2 separate regions of the Mus musculus genome follow, and region 1 is linked to region 2. The links are chromatin loops, found by intact Hi-C in ENCODE. Cell type or tissue: heart. All regions are shown on one strand. Links, peaks and the distances in the headings refer to the core of each region. The heading gives the core; the rest is flanking DNA.

Region 1 (5,384 bases), core at 325-5,324, 240 kb before region 2:
CTCTGGTTACAGACCACTGTCCCACCCTCTCCCTAGCGCCTTCTTTCTGCCCATACAACATTACTGAGCTCTGTATCCATGTCATCCACCTGCTTCCTGGAATTCCAAGTTGTCATCTTTTGGTTGTCCTCTTTTGTCCCCTCTCGTCCCTATTCCATATTTTTAAAAGATATGATCTTGTCCACAGAAATCATAATGATCTCCACTGGTTCAAAGAAGTCTATCTATATGGTTCTAAGGTTAGCTTTTTGATTGGAAGCCAAATTCACTGGTCATGGTCAAACTCTCTTGAGTTTTTGTGTCTCCACATCATAATCTATCTATGTATCTGTGTATCTACCTATGTATCTATGGATCTATCTATCTACCATCCATCTAGCTAGCTAGCTCTATCTCTCTATCATCTATATATCATCTATCTATATCTCTCTCTATCATCTATCTATCTACCATCCATCTATCTCTATATATCATCTATCTATATATATGTATCCATTTCTATCACCTATCTGCCCATCTATTTGTCTACCTCTATCTAATCTATCATCTATTTAATCTATCATCTTATCTATCATCTATTATCCATCTAATCTACCACCTTATCTATCATCTACTACCTACTATCTATTATCTATCTTTCCATCTAATCTACTATCCTATCTATCTATCTCTCTATCATCTATCTATCTATCTATCTATCTATCTATCTATCTATCTATCTATCATCTCTCTATCTACCTCTATCATCTATCATCTGCCTCCCCTTGATATATCCACTTATATTTTATACTACTGTAACTCTGGAATCAGAAGTGATCTCTTACATTGATGTAAGAGGCGAAGGAAAAAAATTGTAATTTTATAATATTAAGAACAAAATTTTCCTCTACTCACATGGCACTCTTATTGCCCATTTTGTTTGGTTTTCACACAGGAAGCCTTCAGCCACAGCTCTGAGAAACACTGGTTCTCTAATGAGTGGAAATGCTCCTAAGTGCATTTGGGAATGCTTAGGGCTTCCAAAGTGCAGGGCAATGAAAGCGCCATTAATGGGCAACTGTTGGATCTCCATGAGCTAAGAGCCAAGTAACTGAATTTCAAACTGAATGTCAACACAACTTCTGGTTGAAAACTTTTAAGTAAAAAGAAAAAAAAAATCACACGCTTGGATGTAATTATATCACCTGTCTACTCACCCACAAGTGACTAGACATGCAGCAAAAACTAAAACTGATTTTGCGTAATGAATTTCAGAGCCGCTGTGCACATTTTAAAAAGTAAAAAGAATGCAAAGGAATGAATAATGAAGGACTCTTTCCTGGTGTTTATTTATTTATTTTTAACTTCCTGAGCAACTAAAAGGGCAAAGGTGGGCAGTAACCGGGAAAAAAGGGATTTTAAAGGCAAATATGAAGATGATGTTTGCAACTGGAAATATAGCTCAGTAGTGGAGCATTTGCCTTGTACGTGTAAGGACCTAAGTTCAATTCCCGGCAACGATAAATATACACAGGATGTTTACCTTAAAGTAATTTGAAATTTCTGTTTTCTTTAGAAATTATTAATCTCTTAGTAAAAGTACTCTTCAAATCGTATTAGAAACTTTAATTTTGCCTCTTGACTGGACTACAAATCGAGAAGATGACTGCTCTACTTGGCGTGTAAAGTTAAGATCATACATGCCTGGAGGTCCAGCTGCTTAACTGGGTCAGCGTGCAGTGGAAGGGCTTCAGAGCAGTACTATTTTGAATGGGAGAGCCTAGTATCTCAAGCCTGCAAGGCAATCACTTTCCCCAATAAGCCTTCGCCTCAGCTCCCATAGGGAATTCTCTTTCACCTAAAGGGATGAGTAGCTCTCTTAAAAAATTTCAAAACATCTATTTCCTGTCCCGTTGCTTTTGTTGTTGTTTTATACTTTATTAGCATTTTTTTTAAATAAAAGAGACTCTAAAAATATTTTTACATCCCTTAACTGGTTGTTCGTCAATTCATTCAACCAATGTCGGTGAGTGAGTATGGTCGAGGCACCGGACACCGAGCAGGAAGGAGGAGCCTTCTGCGGTCGGTCGAGGAGGCAGGAGTAAGCTGATGCTAGAAGAAGCAGTGACACATGGTGACTCACAGGATTTCAACATAGACTCCGGAAGAAAGACAAGCTGTGGATACCAGGAAGCAAGGGAGCCAGCCTCTGAAACTCACAAAGCCAAGAGCAGCTGGAAGATAGGAATGGTCGGCGCTCAAGGGGACATTTTAGAACTCTTGCCTTTAAAACTATGCCCGAACCAAAGGAGGTTACCCGGCTTGGCGGGTATCCACAGGCTCCGTGCTCACTGGTCAGTCCTGAGGTGCAGGGAGGCAGCATGCCTAAGCTCTGTTTCCTAACTCGGGGTGATCCCCTTATATGACGTCAGTACAGCCTCACCCCACTACTTAAGATAAACAGGAATGAGTCTCTCTCACAAAGTGGCCTGCTTAACAAATACTAACAGAGTTTTGGGAGGATCAGATTCTTGCAGATTAATTCATTTCAATGAATTAAATGTTGCAGTTCTGGGCTCAGGCTCAGGCTTCGTGTTCAACAGGCACACGGTCTACTAACGAGCACTTCTTCAGCCTTATAGCTCAGGACTTGCCAATCTCAAACCATTTTAAAAGGAGAGAACTGTAATCAGTCAGTCCTGCCTGCTTATCTGTTTTTTTTCCTTTCTAAACAGTTATTAGTAAAGACATTGTAGTCCTTTCCCCTACATCAGTGACATTAATTTTATTCCAATGAAAGATTGTAGAGATAGTAAAAAGCCTTCCATTTGTACTGTGAGCTGCTCCATATTCTTGAACAGGAATAACTAGAAAGAGCTCCCTCGACACACACACACATGTACAAACATATACAAATTAATTATCCTTCCTCAATTTTAAAACACACATTTAATGTTTACATAATACCAATACCTTTAAAACAGATTATAATTTCGTAGCTACAACTTAGTGTCAGTTGTGGCAAATTCTCACAGAGTATGAACCCCTGGCTCCTTTGATTGGAAGCCTACATGTTTTATGCCAAAGGACACATTTTTCTAGCTACTAGAAGCCAGCAGATCTGTGATGAGAGAGTTTTAAGAACTGTGTTCTATTTTGGGAATGGGCCCTTCCTGTCCAGCTCTTGTTGCCACCTCATTCTTGGTGACTTCAGTGACTTCTAAACCCACTTCAGGTCAGCAGCCTCTCTTTAATTAGCATCTCACTGCTGGAGGGAGGGCAGTTCCTCAGGAGGAAAAAAAAAAAAAGAAAAAGAAAAATTATAAACAAAGGTCTTCAAGGCCATTTACCAGTCCCGTCGAGGAATTAAAAAAAAAAAAAAAAAAAAAAAAAAAAAAAAAAAGTCTGGCTTCTTTGTCAGCAAAGTAAGGCCGGAAATAGTTTTGCTTCCTGCAAATGGAGAAGGCTGGAATGTATGTTTGTTAATTCTGGCTTAATGTGGTAAGACTTTATTCCAGACTGATAACCTCTAACTTAAAAGTGCACACTAGATGTTTAGACGACAAAAGTGATGTGCAGAGAAGCCAGGCATCTTGTTACATTTTTCTCACTGAGGACCTTAAAACACTAAGGCAGGGTACAAGTTACAGCACGGCAACATTCCCTTCTGAAACCAAAGAAGTACATTATGTAGCAAAACAGAAGTCAGCAATGCCTCCCCAACAGATCTTTGAAAAACCTATTTAAATATCTAAGATGACGGGGTGGTGTGGGCATAGAACCTGGGAGGCAGAGACAGGAGGCTCTCTTGAGTTCTAGGCTAGCCTGGTCTACATAGTGAGTTCCAGGACAGTCAGGGCTACACAGAGAAAACTTGTACTCATTCCGAAATAAAGGAACGAGTGGAAGACTAAAACTGAAAGGTAATAAAATTGCCTGAGAATGAAGAATAACAAAGTTTTTTTAAGTTTTAGGGAGCTTAGCCATAAACATGACATGTGTGTCTGTCTAATGATTATGCACACACATTGTGATAACTAGTCTTTATGAATACAATTCCAAAAGGGAATTGTTATCTTTAGAACGCAATCTAAAAATGATCAGAGAGGGGAAACCCTTCAAAATAAGATCGCCACATGCAAGAGTGAACACTGTTCTAGAACAGGAAATCATTTGGTTAGAAACACTGACCCTGCTTGACGGTTCCCATTGGGTGCTGTTTACAAGAAATCTCCCCAGCAGGGCACCTGCGTCCAGTTTCCCAATCCTGTGGTTTGCTTACGCTACAGGGCTGTGTTCCCGGCAAGTTCAAACCGTTAAGTTGAATTTCATTCTTGTCTGGGAGTAACTTTTACTCAATTGACTGCAGCTGTGTGCACAGAATACTGTTCCAAGAAACATGTCTATGAGAAGACCATTTTAAGAAATGCAAATTAACTTCCATTATTTCAAGTCTGTACAACTAGTGTAGGGACGGAATCTCTGGTCTCTGTTAGACAAATGGATATATATATATATATATGAATGATATATATATATATATATATATATATATATATATATGGATATATATATATTCGAGAAAAAACAAGCAGGGTTCTTCTGAGGCAGGCAGCATGTGCCTTTGTCACCTATATATTTGAATAATCATCTCACCAAGCTGTTTACAACACATACAATGAGTTGGGGGTTTGGGTTGTTTGTTTTCAAAATTAAAGTTCTACTTAAGCTCAGTTTTTTCTTAAATGTCACTCTTTAGTGCCATGAGGTTTCTTCTCTCTGTATTCATAGAAATGTAGTTTGGCAAATGATGGGGCGTTCTCAATGGAGGAAATGCTACCAGCTCACAACACCGGATGTAATTGAGACCACAAGAGATGCGCGCTTGGTTACAAGAGCTGAACTTAAGAGGTAGTCGAAGGAAGCAGCCCAACATTTGATTGAGTACACTGTTTTAGTCTATCTGTACTCTCAAACAAAGCAAAAAAGCAAAAAAAAAAAAAAAAATCTCTGGAAATTATTTGGGTAACCTCAGGTTCTACATGGTGGAGATTTAAAAACAAACAACAGAACCACTGTGGATTCTTGCATTTCCTTACTGTTGAGGACAGGGGGAAGGGGGGAGGGGAGGTCTCAACATGCCAGGGGATGTAGGAGAAGCTGAATCAGCTTCCACAAACAATTGGGAATGCTGTTTTGTAAGATCTTTTCCAGTAGCAGTATAGAAAATATCATTTGAAAAGGCAGGACTAGATCTGCCTGTCGATGGGCAGGTGATGCGGTCAGCGAATGAATATCGTTAGCTAACTTCTGTGTCCCCATTCCCAACCTTGGCAAGAGTGGCCTCTTTTGTGCAGACTGATGAAGATAGTTATGAGTGTTGCCTCTCCACTGGCTCCAACAAA
Region 2 (5,384 bases), core at 66-5,065:
AATTAATGTTCTTAAATTTTTCAGACATGCATGAAAGATGAACAAATGATGTCTATAAAGGAAGTTATGAACATCTTGAAAACACACTCATTAAAATGTATTAAAAACATTCAACTCAGCCTCACAAGCTACAGATGACATTATTAAGATAATTACCCTCTTTATTCAAGAAATACTCACTATAGGCTGTGTATTCACTGAGAATATAGAATGTCACTGAAACTATAGAATCCTCCAATAAGACCTTTCTTCAGAAAGTTAAGCATTCTTTATTCATTTAGTTTATTTTTGAGATGGCAGTCTCAAGAGGCTGCCCAGGTAGGTTAGCAACTCCTTATCTCAAGCAATCCTCCTGCCTTAGCCTTCTGAGTATACTGGTCTACAGGTACAGTCCAGTACACCTGTCTAGAAAGGTACGATTTTATTTTTGAACAAGATCCAAATTCACTTTTTAAATATTTAAAAATTTTAAATAAATATAAGCTGGATTATGGCGCAGAATACCTGCAAGCTTTGGGGAGGAGGGAGCTGGTCAGCGAGGTGAGACCTGAGAGTGTAGGAATGAAATGGGTGGGGCTATTTTCCAGGGGGAGGAGCATCTTTAAGTGGGGGGAGGGGAGAAAGGAGAGGGAGTGACATGCTCAGAGAGAAGGATTTCAGATGAGAGGCATGGAAGATGAAGCTGGGTGAATGAGGAACTATTAATATGGAGAACTTGAGCACTAGTTTGCATACCTAAACTTGGATGTCATGGTAGCTTTGAGCAGGATTGAGCTCCCCACAGCCCCACCCCACATGTTTAGTGGAATTTCACAACAGCCCATCTGCAGTAACCACTAGGATGGATTGCAGGAGTGAGTGACTGCAGGCAGAGACCAGTTAGAAAATGGCTGTGATAAATGAGCTGTGAAGTGACAGCCAGGGTTCTGGACAAGGACGGACTTGGCTACAAAAAAAAAAAAAAAAAAAAAAAAAAAAAAAAAAAAGTCAAGAAGGCATGTCTACACAATAGAATAATAGAATACTACACAAAACCCTGTAAGTGTGGTGAGGTGGTGAGTGATCAGACACATAGGATGTGGGGGTGTGGGGGGGGGAGAGGGAGGGAGAGAGGGAGGAAGGGAAGCAGAGAAGGAGATAAGGAGATAAGAAGGAGGGAATGCAGGGTAGAGGGGGGAAGGGAAGGGAAGGGAAGACTCAGAGGCGGCTCTGGAGTCTGAGATTGTCACACAGATTGTCACACAGACAGACAGAATGATAGCAACGTTGGCAGAAATGAGGAAGCCATGAGGACTCTCTGGTTTAGAGGAGAAAGCTTTTCTATGAATCTTAAATACTGGTGTTGGAGCCTAGCATTGAATATCAAGTAAAAATGTTAGAAAGGAAGTCAAATACTAAATACAGCTTCCACTTCCCCTTCTGCTAGTCTTTCCTCAAATACATGGTCAGCTTGTATAACTACGGGTGGGTTTTAGTGCTTGCTTTTCATAACATTTGAGTAAGTAGGTCAGTACTACCTACTTTGTAGATAAGAATCTCTTCTGCAGCCCCTGAAACCAACCCTCCACTTATTGCCTTATGGGAACATTTGACTTCCTAAGGATCCTATCACTATAGATATTGTCCCCAATCCCCTCTTCCTTTGGCTTCCCTACTGTTGCCTATAACCAAGGCTATCAGCCAGCTTTCTTTCCTTACACTGAAGCTTCATTTCCCTATTTATTCCTCCAGTCTCTCTGATGGCATTTAAAAATTATCCAGGTCTGATTCCTCTTCTCTTCTCTTCTCTTCTCTTCTCTTCTCTTCTCTTCTCTTCTCTTCTCTTCTCTTTCTTCTCTTCTCTTCTCTTCTCTTCTCTTCTCTTCTCTTCTCTTCTCTTCTCTTCTCCCCTCCCCTCCCCTCCCCTCCCCTCCCCTCCTTCTCTCTTTTCCTCTCCCCTCCCCTCCCCTTCCCCCACCCCCTCTCTCCTCTTTGTTACTGGGATGCTCTGTATATAACTAACTGTATGATACTTACAGTAAGTCTAAGGGAAGGTTGACCTTTTTTTATTACACACACACACACACACACGATAGCCTTCCTAGGAAACTGAGAAATGATATTTTAGCATCTCAGGAAAAAAAAAAGCCTCATCTAGAACCCCACAGGATAAACCCAACCACCAGATGCATGCCATCTATACCAAACACTGAGGACTTTTCTGCTGAATGTCGCAGTCCTTGTTGCTTCCTGATGCCCCATAGATGGTTGCTCTCCCTTTCCTTGCCTATATTCCAGTCTGCATCTCGTGGCCCTTGTGACTCCTATGCCTTCTAATGTAGACCATCTAAAAGAAAGAAAAACATGCCAGTACCCAGTGAATCCGGGTAAGGAGATGTTAACTTGGTCTGAGGGTGCTGTATCATTCCAGTGGATGACTTTTGGAGTTGTTTTCTTCTGGGGGCCTCCTGGTGCACATCCCCCTCCTGTTCCCTCTGGACAGCTGATTGTGCCCTGAGTGCTCTTGCTTCCCCGTTCTGGTTCCCTGTGTGCTTCTGCTTGCCAGAGTGTTCCTTTTATCCCCTTTGGTTTAATTGCCATGCAAAACCCTCTGTTGAGCTTTTAATTAGCAAGTTATCCCAGTCTGAAAACTGGAAACCCTGGGCTCTTTCGGCATATATTAAACAAGCTAAAATATGAAATTAAAGAAAACAGAGTTTTAGCCAACAGAAACAAGTGACTCATTTCCTTGTGAAAACACACTGGGTTTATGTTACTCTGGCAACAGGATTCCGGAATAGCGTCCTCCTCTCCCCCGTTTGGAGACTTTATGTGTTTCTGCTACAGTCAGTGTTCCACGGTGACCTAATGTTGAACCAAGTCTCTGGGTGAGTCACGAGGCGCAAGAGCAGTGGATTTTCTTTGAGATAGCGCATGCCCTGTCCCTTTGACCAAAGGAAGGAAAGTTTACTTTGTACAAGTGTAAAAGGATCCTAGGAACTCTCGGCCAGGGCTGCTCTGGGACAGAAGTGTGGTCCTGCTGTTACTCTCAAAACACCACCATCCCTTCTAATGTGTTTGAATTCCAAGTGCCTGTTGTTCTAAAGACAGCTGATTAAATCATAACGTACAACCTGTGTGCGCACCACATGGGGAAATGAAGATTTAGAGATTCACTGCACAAGACTCCAGATGTTTCTCGGGATTCACATCATGGGCGGGAACTTCCCGGTGCTTAGGGTCAAAATTTCGACCTACACCACTCCAAATCTCTACAGCAAAAATGTGCTGTGCAAAGCGGCTGCAGTAGCTCTCCTCGGCGAGTTTTTCGGTGCTCCGAGGCTCTTGAGAGGAAGTGAAGAGCGTCTTCAATTTATCAAGCTCTCGCTGCTTGGGATTTTAAGTTTCCAGAAGTTTTGTGAACAGCTTTAGGCATTGGCTGGATAGTCAGGAAAGTGTAACCATTAGGATGAGCTAAGAGTATGTGAAGAGTTTTAGTTTCCCCCCAGTTGCTACCAACTGTCTGCAAAGGAGAAGTCCAGCTTTTCTCAGTTCTGTTTCCCTCCCCATAAACTGTCTTCCCAGTTCTCCTGGATTTGTGGAGAAGGAACACAGTAAACAAACTAGGATTAGACTGGACATTGGGAGAGCATGGGGAGGGATGATTTAGTGACAATGTATACTGCATATCTTATTCCTATATGATGTCAATTTATGAAAAGAAATGCCGGGGAAGAAAGCTGCATAGGTAGCAGAAGACAGCCTAGTTGGCCATCACTGGGAAGAGAGGCCTCTTGGTTTTGCAAACATTATATGCCTCAGTACAGGGGAATGCCAGGGCCAAGAAGCAGGAGTGAGTGGGTGAGGGTATAGGGAACTTTCGGGATAGCATTTGAAATGTATATAAAGAAAATATCAAATAAATAAATAAATAAATAAATAAATAAATAAAATATGCTATGCTATGCTCTGCATGAGCTTTATAGTCAAATCAGGGAAATGTAAATTGTAATGATGAAGAAATAAAAACTATTGCTCAAAGGGAAAAACAAAAGAAATATTAGAGAAAGAATTCAAGTTGAGATAGAGGAGGTTGATTATTTTGGTTTTTTGTTCTGCCTTTTCTTTGAAACTTAGGAAGAAAGCTCCAGTGATATTTATTATATATAATAGAAACAGATGGTAGGGAGACAAAGAAGACGGTTGTTTTTTTCAAGACAGGGTTTCTCTGTGTAGCTCTGGCTGACCTGGAACCTGCTCTGTAGAGGAGGCTGGCCTCAAACTCAGAGACTGGCCTGCCTCTGCCTCCAGAGTACAGGGATTAAAGGTGTACGCCATCACGACCTGGCAATGCAGAAGGTTTTAAGGAGAGCTGGAGGCTCACATCCTCATTGTTAGAATAGAAGTAGAAGCAAAGGACTTCACCTCCAAAACTACACCTGTCTGCCGAGACTATGTCATCTAAACCATGATGCTGCTCTAACAATGAGCTGATGAAGCCATGACATTGTAAAACAACGCCAGATGTTGTTGTTAGTGATAGCAGATGCCTGCAATTGCAGGTGGATGCAAAAGAGTTAGGAGTTGAAGGCCAGTCTGGGCTATATGACACCATGTCTAAGTAAGTAAATAAATATCAATTACATGTGACCCTTCCTGGATCAATCTATCCATCCATCCATCCATCCATCCATCCATCCATCCATCCATCCATCCATCCATTGATTAATCCACTGATCGATCCATCCATCTGCCCATCCATCCATCCATCCATCCATCCATCCATCCATCCATCCATCCAAACAAATATAGCATGACAGAGCTATGAAGTTATTCTTACTGAATTAGTAGTCTCAACTTTTGGCGAATGTTTGGCAGAAATTCTTTTCTCTCTTTTTTACATTTCTTTTGTGCAGCCAAATACCAAGATGGAAAGCAAAAGATAATTTAGGTCAGCGCTGCTGTGTGAAGTGGCCCTGGTGAGCAGAGCCTTTCTCTCCAGTGCAAACAAATGAACAGCACCGGGGAAACATTCGCTTCTCATCAGCCCATTCTGACGTTTCACGTTTTGCTTCTTTTAAAATAAATAAATGTATTTGCATTTTTAAACTGCAAGTTATGTTTTTCCCCCAAATATCAACTCTGTGGGGGGTATTTTAAAAAGTAGTTCATCTGTTATGTGTTGGACTCGTGAGACTAAAATTACAAATCCCCTGTAGGAATACTAATACAGATTTTCTTGTTTGAAGTGAACAGTAACCTGAAGCGATTGCAAAATGGTTTCCATTTATTCAACGAGAGATTGAGAAGGCTCAGCTCTCTGCACGGAGTGATGAAGTAGGTCTCCCATGTTGTGGACTGTCATTCTTTAACCGCTAATGGACCACATCTGCAAACATCTGTGT

Evidence for each region. Hi-C counts contacts between places; a loop is a spot of excess contacts. Peaks named below come from ENCODE experiments on the same cell type or tissue, not always from the same donor. Only the 100,000 strongest peaks of a DNase experiment are listed, where the experiment ranks them.
Region 1: a loop joins it to region 2, with 5 times the contacts of the local background. A loop is called at or near these places in 2 of 42 quality-filtered maps.

The regions. Positions count from the first base shown.
Region 1 is chr2:60,899,493-60,904,876 of GRCm38, forward strand. It overlaps a transcript of Rbms1 not described here. Among named protein-coding and RNA genes, the nearest start is that of Rbms1, 21 kb to the left of the region's middle. In heart, for the core only: no CTCF peak of the experiment used is centred there; DNase peaks (open chromatin) are centred at 1,729, 2,209 and 4,239; H3K27ac peaks cover 1,064 bases.
Region 2 is chr2:61,136,292-61,141,675 of GRCm38, forward strand. All of the region lies in intron 2 of Gm39833 (a long non-coding RNA gene), which reads left to right. Among named protein-coding and RNA genes, the nearest start is that of Gm39833, 11 kb to the left of the region's middle. In heart, for the core only: no CTCF peak of the experiment used is centred there; DNase peaks (open chromatin) are centred at 790, 2,490 and 2,860; H3K4me3 peaks cover 787 bases; H3K27ac peaks cover 1,919 bases.